Linked DNA regions of Homo sapiens: region 1 is linked to region 2. A link is an interaction called in ENCODE POLR2A ChIA-PET data of the cell type or tissue named here. Cell type or tissue: GM12878. All regions are shown on one strand. Each heading gives the region's core, and the rest is flanking DNA. Links, peaks and the distances in the headings are about the cores only. Region 1 has its middle 260 kb from the start of LINC02227. Region 2 has its middle 120 kb from the start of LINC02227.

Region 1 (5,392 bases), core at 155-5,154, 140 kb before region 2:
AACTCAGAAGTACTGGCCATTTGACCAAGGCAGAAACTTTGAGCTGGAGATCAGTAGGGCTCCTGTGAATGAATATTTTACCTGATGAATGAGCTGAACGTTCTCATCAGCATTCACATTTCAACTCAGTGTTGTTGTTTTCATCCCATGCATTTTGTGATAAAATTGTACATACTGGGGGATCAAGTGGTCTCTGAACTTGTCCCTTTTGAATGTCAACAGCCTACTCTGTATTCAGTTTTGTTGTTAACAATATACCATCTTATGTATCAAGCAACTGTTTGTGTTAGTCTTATCTTCCCCTGAGGACAGGAATCCTGTCTTACATATTTTTGTCTTTTTTCCAACACCTGTCTCAACTCAGAGCATATGAGCACCTATCCAATATTCTGAGCACCTGTCCAATATTCTAAACACCTCATACCATAATACGAGATTAATAACTACATATTTTTGGCAGACATCATAACTGATTTTGTTACTCCATTTGACCATGACTTACAAGTGAAACAAAGAAGAACTGGATTTCTCCAGAGTGCTCCAATTTACTGTTAGATCTAATTGTATAGGTAGTGAGGTTTAAAGAGCCCATAAATTCTTTCCCACTAGAGTACGCCCTCATCATTTTGTACTTTTAGATGAATTCCAGGAGAATTTAATAGGAGCCAAACAGGCAATTTCGTGGTAAGAAGCTATGAGGTTATGAATCAGGGGACTCAATGTTTGCTCCACTGATAGCCTGCATGATATCCTTTGGTGAATCCTGAAGGGGCAGCTCCTAGCCCTTCCAGAAGAAGAAGAGATAAGAATGGAAAGATTAAATCACGGGAATGTTGACATTGGTTATATAGCTTCAAAAATGCACCTTCCAATTTGTATTTGGTGGATTATTAGTCTCAGGAGATTGTCAGACCTGCCTCACTTTCCCATTGGTGTGGGAAACAGAGAGTCACCTGTCTGGAGGATAACAATGTGTGCTTGACATAATAAAGGCTTAATGTATGTCATCCAGTCTTTTCCAAATATAACTGAATGAGAAACCCCAACTTCTTTTTGGTAACACTCATTAGCATCTTCCAGAACTAGTGCTCCATGGAATGTACTTGGAGAATGATGCTTTGGAAGAAAAGAAAACGGGGGAAAGAAGCCAGATAATTTGAAGACAGCTAGTGAAAAGTGCTAATGCATTTAATTATTAGTGATAAGAAATGTATGTGCTAATTTGTCTAATGATGTGCTATATATTAAACATAATATATATCCATGTAATATGTTTATATGTAGTTGGCTGAGAAGGATGTCCAATACATAGAGTATAACCTGCAAATAAATAATTAGGCAACTTGAAGATAAGCATAACTTAAGCCTAATGAACAGCACCTAAATATTTCTTAGACTTTAAATGATAGGAATCAAATGTTTTCAGGGAAAACACATCACTGACACATCTAGTAAAGCTTCCAGTTGGTCAACTGCTTTTCTCTTTTGTAATATAACCAGGATACCTCAGTCAATCCCCATTATTGAGCAGAAGGCAACCCATAACATCAGGCAAATTACTAGGGAAGGCAAACATTTTAAGGATTTGCCTCAAATCTCAAGCTCAGATGTACAACATATACATATATGACATAATTTATAAGACTGTGGATGTCTGATGTATGGGAGAGTTAACAAAGGGAGCCGCAGAAAAGGGATAATGGGAATGATTGAAAAGTCTAAAGTATAAAGTCTTGGCTCCTTTAGAGTTGTTGAATAATTGTATTGACAGCAATTTCCAAAAAATATTGGAGCAAGAGACAAAGTTTTAAGCCAACTTCTTTCTACATGGGAAAGTCCTCAAGACAGTATATTTAAGAATCTGTATTTTCCAGCCCTCACCATGATATGCTTAGAAATCTGTATTTTCCAGAATCTGAGATAAATTTACCTGTTCACCAAGTGAGAAAAAAGAAAACCTTTGACTGAAAGACAAGGAGTTAGGTGAGTCTAGAGATAAAACAAACAGATTAAATCTATTCCACTGAAACACAGATATATAATTTCTCTCCAGAGAATACCAAAGACTGACAAAATAAACAAAGAAATAACGTGTTTCTTAACTTGTGAAATGTGACAGTCAATGGCAGATGGCAAAACAAAATGAATGCAAGAAAACAGTGTTACAAGTTTTCCAATGTTAGTAGCTAAGGAGGAAGTGCTCTTTAAAAAGAAGCACTTAAAAATAAGTCCCTTTCTAAAATTCCTTTATAGGAGAGCTCTTATTTTTGACCATAGGCAGCATTCTTTTGTTGGGAGACAGGGAAGCAAGATTGCCCAAGTCAGCTATTCAGAATTTTCTAGAGTATCTGTTTTGCTTGCACACATCTTCCTCATTCTGGGAACAGAAACTGACAACAGAAACATCATCACTTCCACTCTCAATCCTTGTCAAGGACATGTGACACACACCTGCCCATGGGTAACATTCTCCTTTTCTCTAGCCATTGTGATTAGTTCGGGGAGATGGATGGGGAAACTACTGGGCATTTCCCAGAGCGAGCAGGAGAGAGGTGCTCTTACTTCCTGGCAAGATGGCTAAACTAGAAAGCTACAATCCTGGAGCAGCTGGTAGCCACCTTTGCTACCATGTAGTGAGGTTTTCTCTGAAAGAAAAGCTAAGAGCAAAGAAAACAGGGATTACAAACTACAGAGATAGGTTCCTGGCATTATTTGAGTATATGAGTTTGACCATGATGAACTTTTCATCTACAGCAGTTAATAAAACTTCTTTTATGCTCATCCAGTATGAGGTCTCCCCTTTTCCTCTTCCCCCTCTTCCTCTTCTCCATTACCAACCTAACAATAAAGAAGCCAAGCCTAGAACAGTGGTTATGTTGATTGATATGAGGAAAGGGCTGGTGACCACGGTTCATAAGCAACAAATTAAAAAGCTTTGCATATAATAATCACTTTTAAGGCTACACTCAAACAAACATATTCCCAAGTCCAATTAATGTTTGATAGGCAACATATTAATTATGTTACAAAGTAATTCATTATAAATTCAGTTTGTATACTTTGTTCTAAGTACTTCATAGATATATGTGTATATATATGGACATCATATACCTGATCTCATGTAATAACAAAGCTACAAATAAAACTCAATCACTGTATCAGTGTGCCTATCTAAGTGAAAACTCAGGGAGGGCAGGATGGAACACACCTTCTTTAGCACTGTATTCCCAACATCCAGCACCATACTTGGCACATGGCTGATATTCCACTTGTGAAGGAAATGAACAACAGGACTTCTTATATTTGCTTTTGGCATGTTCAAATTTAGCTACACTCAGATCCAACCAATGTTGTCAATCATTTACTATTTCTCAAACAGGAAAACAGAGATCAGCTGAAACAGTTTGATGCATATCTTGGAAGACAAAGAGTTAACATTCTAAACAGATGAAGACTTTAAAGGGACTAAGAAGTGTGTAAGCAACTTAGAATGCTGATAAGCAAAATTTTGTTTCAAGTATGTTGAATAAAATATTAAATCTTCATAGAGACCCACTTCTTTGAATTTTGGGATTTGCTAAAATCTTTTATTAAAACTTCTGTTCCTTGGTCCTTGAAAAAAGCAAATGCTTTTTATAGTACACTCATCTTAGAAGGTATTATTCAATAAATGAAGAAAAATGGTTAATGAAAAATAAAAAGAATCTTACTTTACATACCAAGGTAAATTCTAGACATAACAATTTAAATGAAAAAAAAACCACTTCAGAAAATATAGTTAAATAAATGATTTACAGGAAAATTGTGATAGATTTGACTGTATCCTCAAAATGGTATGAAGAAACCAACAAGCAAACAATAAACTGGGAAATCATATCTGAAATATAAAATGGACAAAGAGTTGATATTCTAAATGTATATAAAGCATATGAACATCAAATTCACAAAAGAAGAAATATAAATGGCTGATGCACATATGAAAACAATGTTTAACTCTTGCAGTAATAAAAAACACAAAATAAATATATAATGTACTTGTCCCAGTCAAATGGAAAATATGAACAAGAATCATAATCCCCAATCTTGGCAAGGGTAATGGGTCCTTCCATCAAATTTGATGGAAGTACACTTTTGGTACAATTTTATTTTTGGAGGATGATTTTTAAAAGCTTACAATTGCATTTTTCCTGACCAGCAATTCCATTCCTAGATTTAAAAAAAGTAGAGATGAGTACCATGATTCATATTATAACAATTCACAGAAAAGGTCAAATTAGAGCCAACCTTCATGCCCAACAATAGGGGTTTAGTTAAGTAAATTATATTCACAAGATTGAATTGTCCCAACGATAAGTAATAGAGCATTGTATACAGACATGGGAAGATAGTCACAGTATATTGCTAAGAAAGAATCAGATTAAGTGGAGACTATAGTGCAATACAATTTTTGTAGAAAAAATATGTGTATTCAAATATATATAAATATTGAATAAAAGAGCATAGTGTAAAATATTGACCATAATAATTTTGAGTTAACAGCTTAGGGGGAATACATATTTTCTTCGCCTTTTTTATATTTAAAGATTTTGAATGAAGTACATACTACATACATAACATATATACAGAAAAGCACACATATGTGTACAGCATGATGCATTTTCAGAAATTAATCAAATCTATGTAACCAGCACTCAGGTCAAGAAATAGAATTATCAGTACCCCAGAATTTCTCTTTTTCTTCCTTCCAGACACTAATTCTTCCAAGAGCTCTTATTACTATGATTTCTGAAAGTATAGAATGCTTTTGCTTGTTTTTAATATATTTAATAAATGATGTCATATAGTATACATTTTTGGGGCCTAGCTTCTTTTATGTAACATTGTGTTTATAAGATATATCCAATATATTATGTTATACTGTAGTTATAAATATTATAGAACCCTTCTTTGTGAATATATGTACTCATATTTGTTGGTCATATAGGTAGGAATGGAATTGCTGTGCCATAAACCATGTGGACATTCAGCTTTAATATACACTGGAAATAGTTCTCTTAAGTGGTTATAACAATGTACTTTTCTACAATCAGCCTAAGAGAGTTCCAGTTGCTCTATATCTCTATCAACACTTGATCTTCTCTATTGTTTTCATTTTAGCTCTTCTAGTTAATGTGTAGTGGTATTACAATGTGATTGTAATTTGCATTTCTCTTTGACTAGTATGCATTAATTTGTAATTAAAACAATGAACTATATTGCATGTTAAAATCTATCCCTGTATTCCCTTCTCTAGAAACAATTGACCAATCAATTGACAGTAGTGCATTGTAAAATACAATTTAGAAGGGCAGTATGCTTTGTTTTAAAGAAAAGGATTAGCTTGATAGGATTT
Region 2 (5,392 bases), core at 87-5,086:
AGTGCCTTTTCATGCATTTCTATACCTACATATATAGATATACATGCATATCATAGATAAAAACTTACCTCCTCAGTTAATATATCTTGGTGCCTGTACATCCAAGTCACCTGTGTTATAATGGCTGCAAAGAACAGAGGTGATACCATAGTGCTGAGTGGAGTCTGAGACAGTAGGGGTAGAGACAAGAGCAGAACCAGGGAAAAGGGGCAGGGCTTTGCCAGTAAGTGATAAAAATGTGTATTTATTTCCATCTGTATTAGCCCAATCTGTGTTAGAATAACAATAGCTCCATATTATTCAGCAAGCCAATGAAAAAAGTGCCAAGGGCTTTGCATCCACTATTTTTTAAATATTTAAAACAACTGTACAAAGTAGGGGCTATTATCGTTCCCATTTTATGGATGATAAAACCCGGGCTCATTCAGACATGAAGGCACTGCTGGAGGTCACGCAGCTAGTAAGTGATGGGGAATAAGTCTCAGGTAAGTCTTCCTCACTCCAATGTTCATGCTTTTAACCACTGTTTACCCCTTTTCTACAAGCATATCCGGGACACAGGGGCTTTCTAAAAAACATGACTCTTCATTTTGGTCCCTACAGACTATTTCAAACAAGTGAACCATGTTTGTCCAAAGCCACCAACCTGCCTGGCTTATTTCCTTGCTGGCTTGGCCCACAGTCCTTTGCATTCTGTGAACACCAGTATTCACACACACATCCCTATGGCCCTGCATCCCTGGTGACTCCACCGGGAGATGCCAGGCCAGTGAGCAAGCACTGGGCCACCTGCTTCATGGCTGGGAAAGGTGAGCTGAGATGAGGAGGTAACAGGCCCGTCAAATGCAGTTATTGGAAACTACACTCATTAGAATACTGTAATTGGTTCCCGCAGGGCATTGGAGGTTAGCGCACAGAGGAGACAGAGAGGAGGGGCCGAGGGGGAGCGCGCTGCATGGATTTTGTTTTCTCTCTTAGCTTTTCTCCTCCAGGAGGAAGCGTTAACCAGCCTGGGCTCACAGTGTGGCTGCAAAGACAGCCTGAGTAGATGGTAGGGCCAGGGTCTTCATCACTCCTCTCGGCTTCCCTCTTTGCGGTCTCGTTCTCTCCTCTACCTGCTATCAGGAGCCTGGGAGCCTCATCCCACTGCTTTGTCAGAAAAAAAAAACAAAAAAAAGCTATCGATTAGCAAATTTGAAGAAAGTTCTTAGAATTTGATATGACACCAGTCACACTGAAGGTGGCAAATATGATTTTTCAAATAACTTAATGCAAAGGGCAAGGTTTAACCCAAAGTTATACAATTCTAATTGTATAACTGCAGGCACAAGCAAAATTGCAAGTCAACGTCCATATAACAGGTACCACTTTTTGCTGTCCACACATAAAGCTGGGCATTGCCATCAGGGCATTAATTGTGTGCTAGAGTGTTTCTTATTCTTAGGGTGAAGGAAGGAGGGCGGTACCTCTCCACCCCTCTGGGTTGGATTCTTTTTCTGAACAGCCATTCCATTCATGGGACAACACAAAATATGTTCTCCCGATACCAAATTCAGCATTCTCAGTATGATCTATCCTGTCTTTTTGGCCTTTCTGAAAAATTTGGTGCGGGGATTATACATTTTATACTCAGAAGTCAGGAACTTTCTGAGGAGCTGGAACTGTTGTAGATGTTGATCTGGATGTGGCTCCATGGTTTTATGGACAGTGAATTTTGCCAAGCCACACACTTAAGATTAGTGCACGTTGCACTTTATGTATCTCTCAACTTTAAAAAGTTAAAAAAAATACTTGTCAATTGCCTAAAACCCTGGCTTTTAGAATTTTATCCTTTAATCAGTATTTTCCTGAAACTCTGTTTGCTGATACGACGTGGCCCTCCTTTCCACCGAGCCAAATCCTGCTCTTTATGGAGGGCCAGGTGAAGATGAGCTTTTTAAAGAAAACTCACTTTGACTGCCCCAAACACATTGCTCACTAAATCACTTGCAGAAGCTGCTGTCAGAAGCAGAGACAAGTCCAGGGTGATGGGACCTGAGGCTTATACAATTTGGGGAATCCTTTATAAGACAAAGGATACAAAATTATGAATGCAAAGTTAAGGTAAAAGAGGGAGACTGAAAGTTTCAGGCCCCTTCCCCTCACTGTGATCTCTTGAAGCAGTTTAATAGCAATGTTGATTAAAAAGTGCATTCTGTTTGTGACTTGGCTTCTTCTCCCAAACACCTCCAGAATGCACAGGAGACAGGCAAGTGAGAGGGGCTCACTGAAGCTTCGTCCCTCTTTGGCAAATCTGTCTCAGGTCAGCATATACATGTCAGCATTTCATTTCAGCCTAGCTTGAGCTGAAACTTCTCTGTTTCATGCACGTGGCCGGCTACCCCGGGTGGATGGTATAATCCTGCAGTGCAAAACCACCTCTTCACATTGCCTTCAATTCTCTTCCAGTGCTTGCCAGTGTCTTTTATAGGAACAGTTTTCCAGACTGTTGAGAAAATGTTTTGGGGGAGGAAAACGGACTCTCAAAGACAGGTGGTAGTGATAATGGGGAATGATAAGTCATTAGCTGGATTAAATGAATTCTTTCCATGTTCCCATTATCTAGATAGTCATTCCACTACATTGCGCCAAACATCTTTTAAAAATTGGTTTGAATGAAAATTAACCCCAGGCCAAATGGAAAGTAAGAGAGAGTCTGGCATGGCTCAGACAGGTATAGTCAGTTCCCTAGTCTGACTTGCCTTCTGCTTGACATGAAGGAATCTACAGAGAAGAAGGAAGAAAAGAGAAAATAATAGAGAGGGAAGAGAAAGAGAAAAGGAAGAAAGATTAAGGAATAAAGGAAGAGTCTTACAAAAACAAAAAAGTAGGAGATTAATGAAAAAAGAATACTTAATAAAGCTCTCTTGAGCTCACACTCTCTTTTTTTTTCTTTTCTTTCTTTCTTTTTTTTTTTTTTTGAGGCTGCTGTATTAAATTAAAGTCATACATAGGTTTCAAAGAAAATCACATTTCTGCAGTCTGGTGAGCCCACCTGACAATGCACGCTAACAGAATTGTAAATGTAAAGGGTAATGCTTGTCAGTGCCTGACAGTTCTAAATGGCCTTTTAGTTCAGTACGCAGAGCTGTCATAAAAAAACATAAAAATGCATATGCAGACAGCTGAAACTGCTATGCACATCATTATCTGCAAATGGTATAAGTATCCTGAACAAAAGGCCTTCCAGTTTAAGGACATGCATAAGACATTTCTCTGCCTCCAGCTTTAAAACAAAGTGCTGTCAAGAAAACAAGATTCCCAGTGCCAGAACTGAGGTTTTTCTGTCAATCAGAGAGGTGCTACATTTGTACATATTTTTCTGACCCTGCATATGAGAAGAGCATTCTTAACAGATGTGTATTTAACTTCTGGCAGCTACATCTGTTTCTTCTGCATTTTTTTTTCTTATTTCTTTATCATTGTTCTAACAGACCTCTGCAGAGGGGTGTCTTATTGTGTGCTTTTCATCTCACCCTATCTTTGCCTTTTTCCTCCCCTCTCCTCTCTCCTCTTTCTTTTAAAGCATTTTGTCCTTCTATTTTTTTTCTCTGTAGTTCCAGAGGGCCAAAGCGGCCCAAGTTTGGTCCTATGGTGATCAAATTGGTAGAGATGTTTGTCATTCCTTCACAAAGCAGTGATATTGTCTGCCCTTTAAAATTGAAAGTTCCTTAAGGGCAAAGACAATTTTTATAATGTGAAAGTTCTGAAACCAAGTTGCAAATGAAGAATTTGTAACATTCCCATTTCCTGGAGTCCTCAGAATGAGCCTCTGAATAAGTCTCTAGGGTTCCAGGGCATTTGTATTTTTTAACAAACATCCCAGTGGTTATCACGTTTTCATTCATTCAAGCATGCATTGAAAAGCATTTCTCAGGCATCTACTCTCTGGCAGTCTCTGTTCTAAGCACCAAGGATATAGATGTGAACAAAAGCATAAGCTCCCCAACCTCCAACAGATTGCATTTTATTGAGTGAAGCCAATAAGCACCTAAACAAATATAAACATATGATTGTTACAGAGAGTGACAAATATCTGAAAAAAAAAAAAATCAAGGTAATAGAGCAGAGAATGGTGCAGCCGAGAGTTGAGAGTCTCCAAGTGGAGGTCAGGAAGGACTTCACTGGGGAGTTCACAGTTGATATGAGCCCTGAGTGATGAGAAACCAGTCATGAGTTGATCTGCAAAGACCATTATTTCACTTTATTCTTTCAACAGAGTAGACAGTATAATCATGCACTTTTATGGGTTTTTTTTTTTTTTTTTTTTTTTTTTGAGACAGAGTCTCACTCTGTCATCCAGGCTAGAGTGCAGTGGCACTATCTCAGCTCTCTGCAACCTCCCCCTCCCAGGCTCAAGCGATTCTCCTGCCTCAGCCTCCCAAGTAACTGGGATTACAGGAGTGAGCCACCGCGCCTGGCCTATTATCATGCATTTTTGAATACTGAAAGTGATGCATAGAGGAATTAATGACTTGCCCCAAATTATACAGCTAGTAAACAGCCAAATTGAGATTCATACCCCTGTGCTGTATGAGATGCAGGAGAATCAGCTACTTCAAGCTTCACTTCTATTTCCACACCTATCCACGTCCTGTCCAAACTTTAGGATCAACCTGAAGTACACTCTTTTCCTTCCATCATCTAAAGTGCATCCATCAATGCATTAATACAATTATCAATCCATATGTGAAGATCATATTCCAATACAGATATTGTATAGGATATTCTATAAACAATTTCCCTAACTAGCTCAACTGGAACTTCACTACTTCAGAGTACTTGGGATTTGGACCACAAAAACTGATTTCCATTCATGTTGCATGTGTGGAAAATTCTAAAGAAGACTAAGCTTCTTGGGCCACAGGCCATATTTCACAACTCCACAATTTCTGATCCATTGAGAACATTTTTCATTCTCTTTCACAAGTTTTCAAGTCTTGGTTTGAAGGCTTAAAGCCTCCAGATGAATTGCAAAGAGATATAACAACTTTTAATGATGATTTTTCCCCAGTGATCAATGACCATTCCATTGTTGGAGATAAACTGGAGCACAGGACTTGGAAGACAATAGAGCCAACTGGCTGAAAATGTGAGGCCTGGAGTTGGGGAGATGAATATTTCTTCCATCTGTGATAATGGACAAACAAAACTTTGGTTCACTCAACTGAAAAATGGTGATAATAAGACTTACATGAAAGAGTTCTTATGGAGTTAGATGAGATAAAGCCTGTATGGTTCTTAGTACAGTATCTGACATACAGTAGGCCCTCACTAAATGTTATCCATTGTTATTATTATAATGATTCTTTCCATTGCACTGTTAGGATGAGACACTGCCATGTGACAAATG

The links. ChIA-PET counts read pairs that join two places held together with the same protein. Peaks named below come from ENCODE experiments on the same cell type or tissue, not always from the same donor. Only the 100,000 strongest peaks of a DNase experiment are listed, where the experiment ranks them.
Region 1: POLR2A ChIA-PET joins it to region 2 with 5 read pairs; 2 of 35 experiments call an interaction of 5 or more read pairs at or near these places.

The regions. Positions count from the first base shown.
Region 1 is chr5:158,667,430-158,672,821 of GRCh38, reverse strand. No RefSeq gene overlaps it. Among named protein-coding and RNA genes, the nearest start is that of LINC02227, 260 kb to the right of the region's middle. In GM12878, for the core only: no CTCF peak of the experiment used is centred there; a DNase peak (open chromatin) is centred at 2,516.
Region 2 is chr5:158,529,908-158,535,299 of GRCh38, reverse strand. No RefSeq gene overlaps it. Among named protein-coding and RNA genes, the nearest start is that of LINC02227, 120 kb to the right of the region's middle. In GM12878, for the core only: no CTCF peak of the experiment used is centred there; no DNase peak of the experiment used is centred there.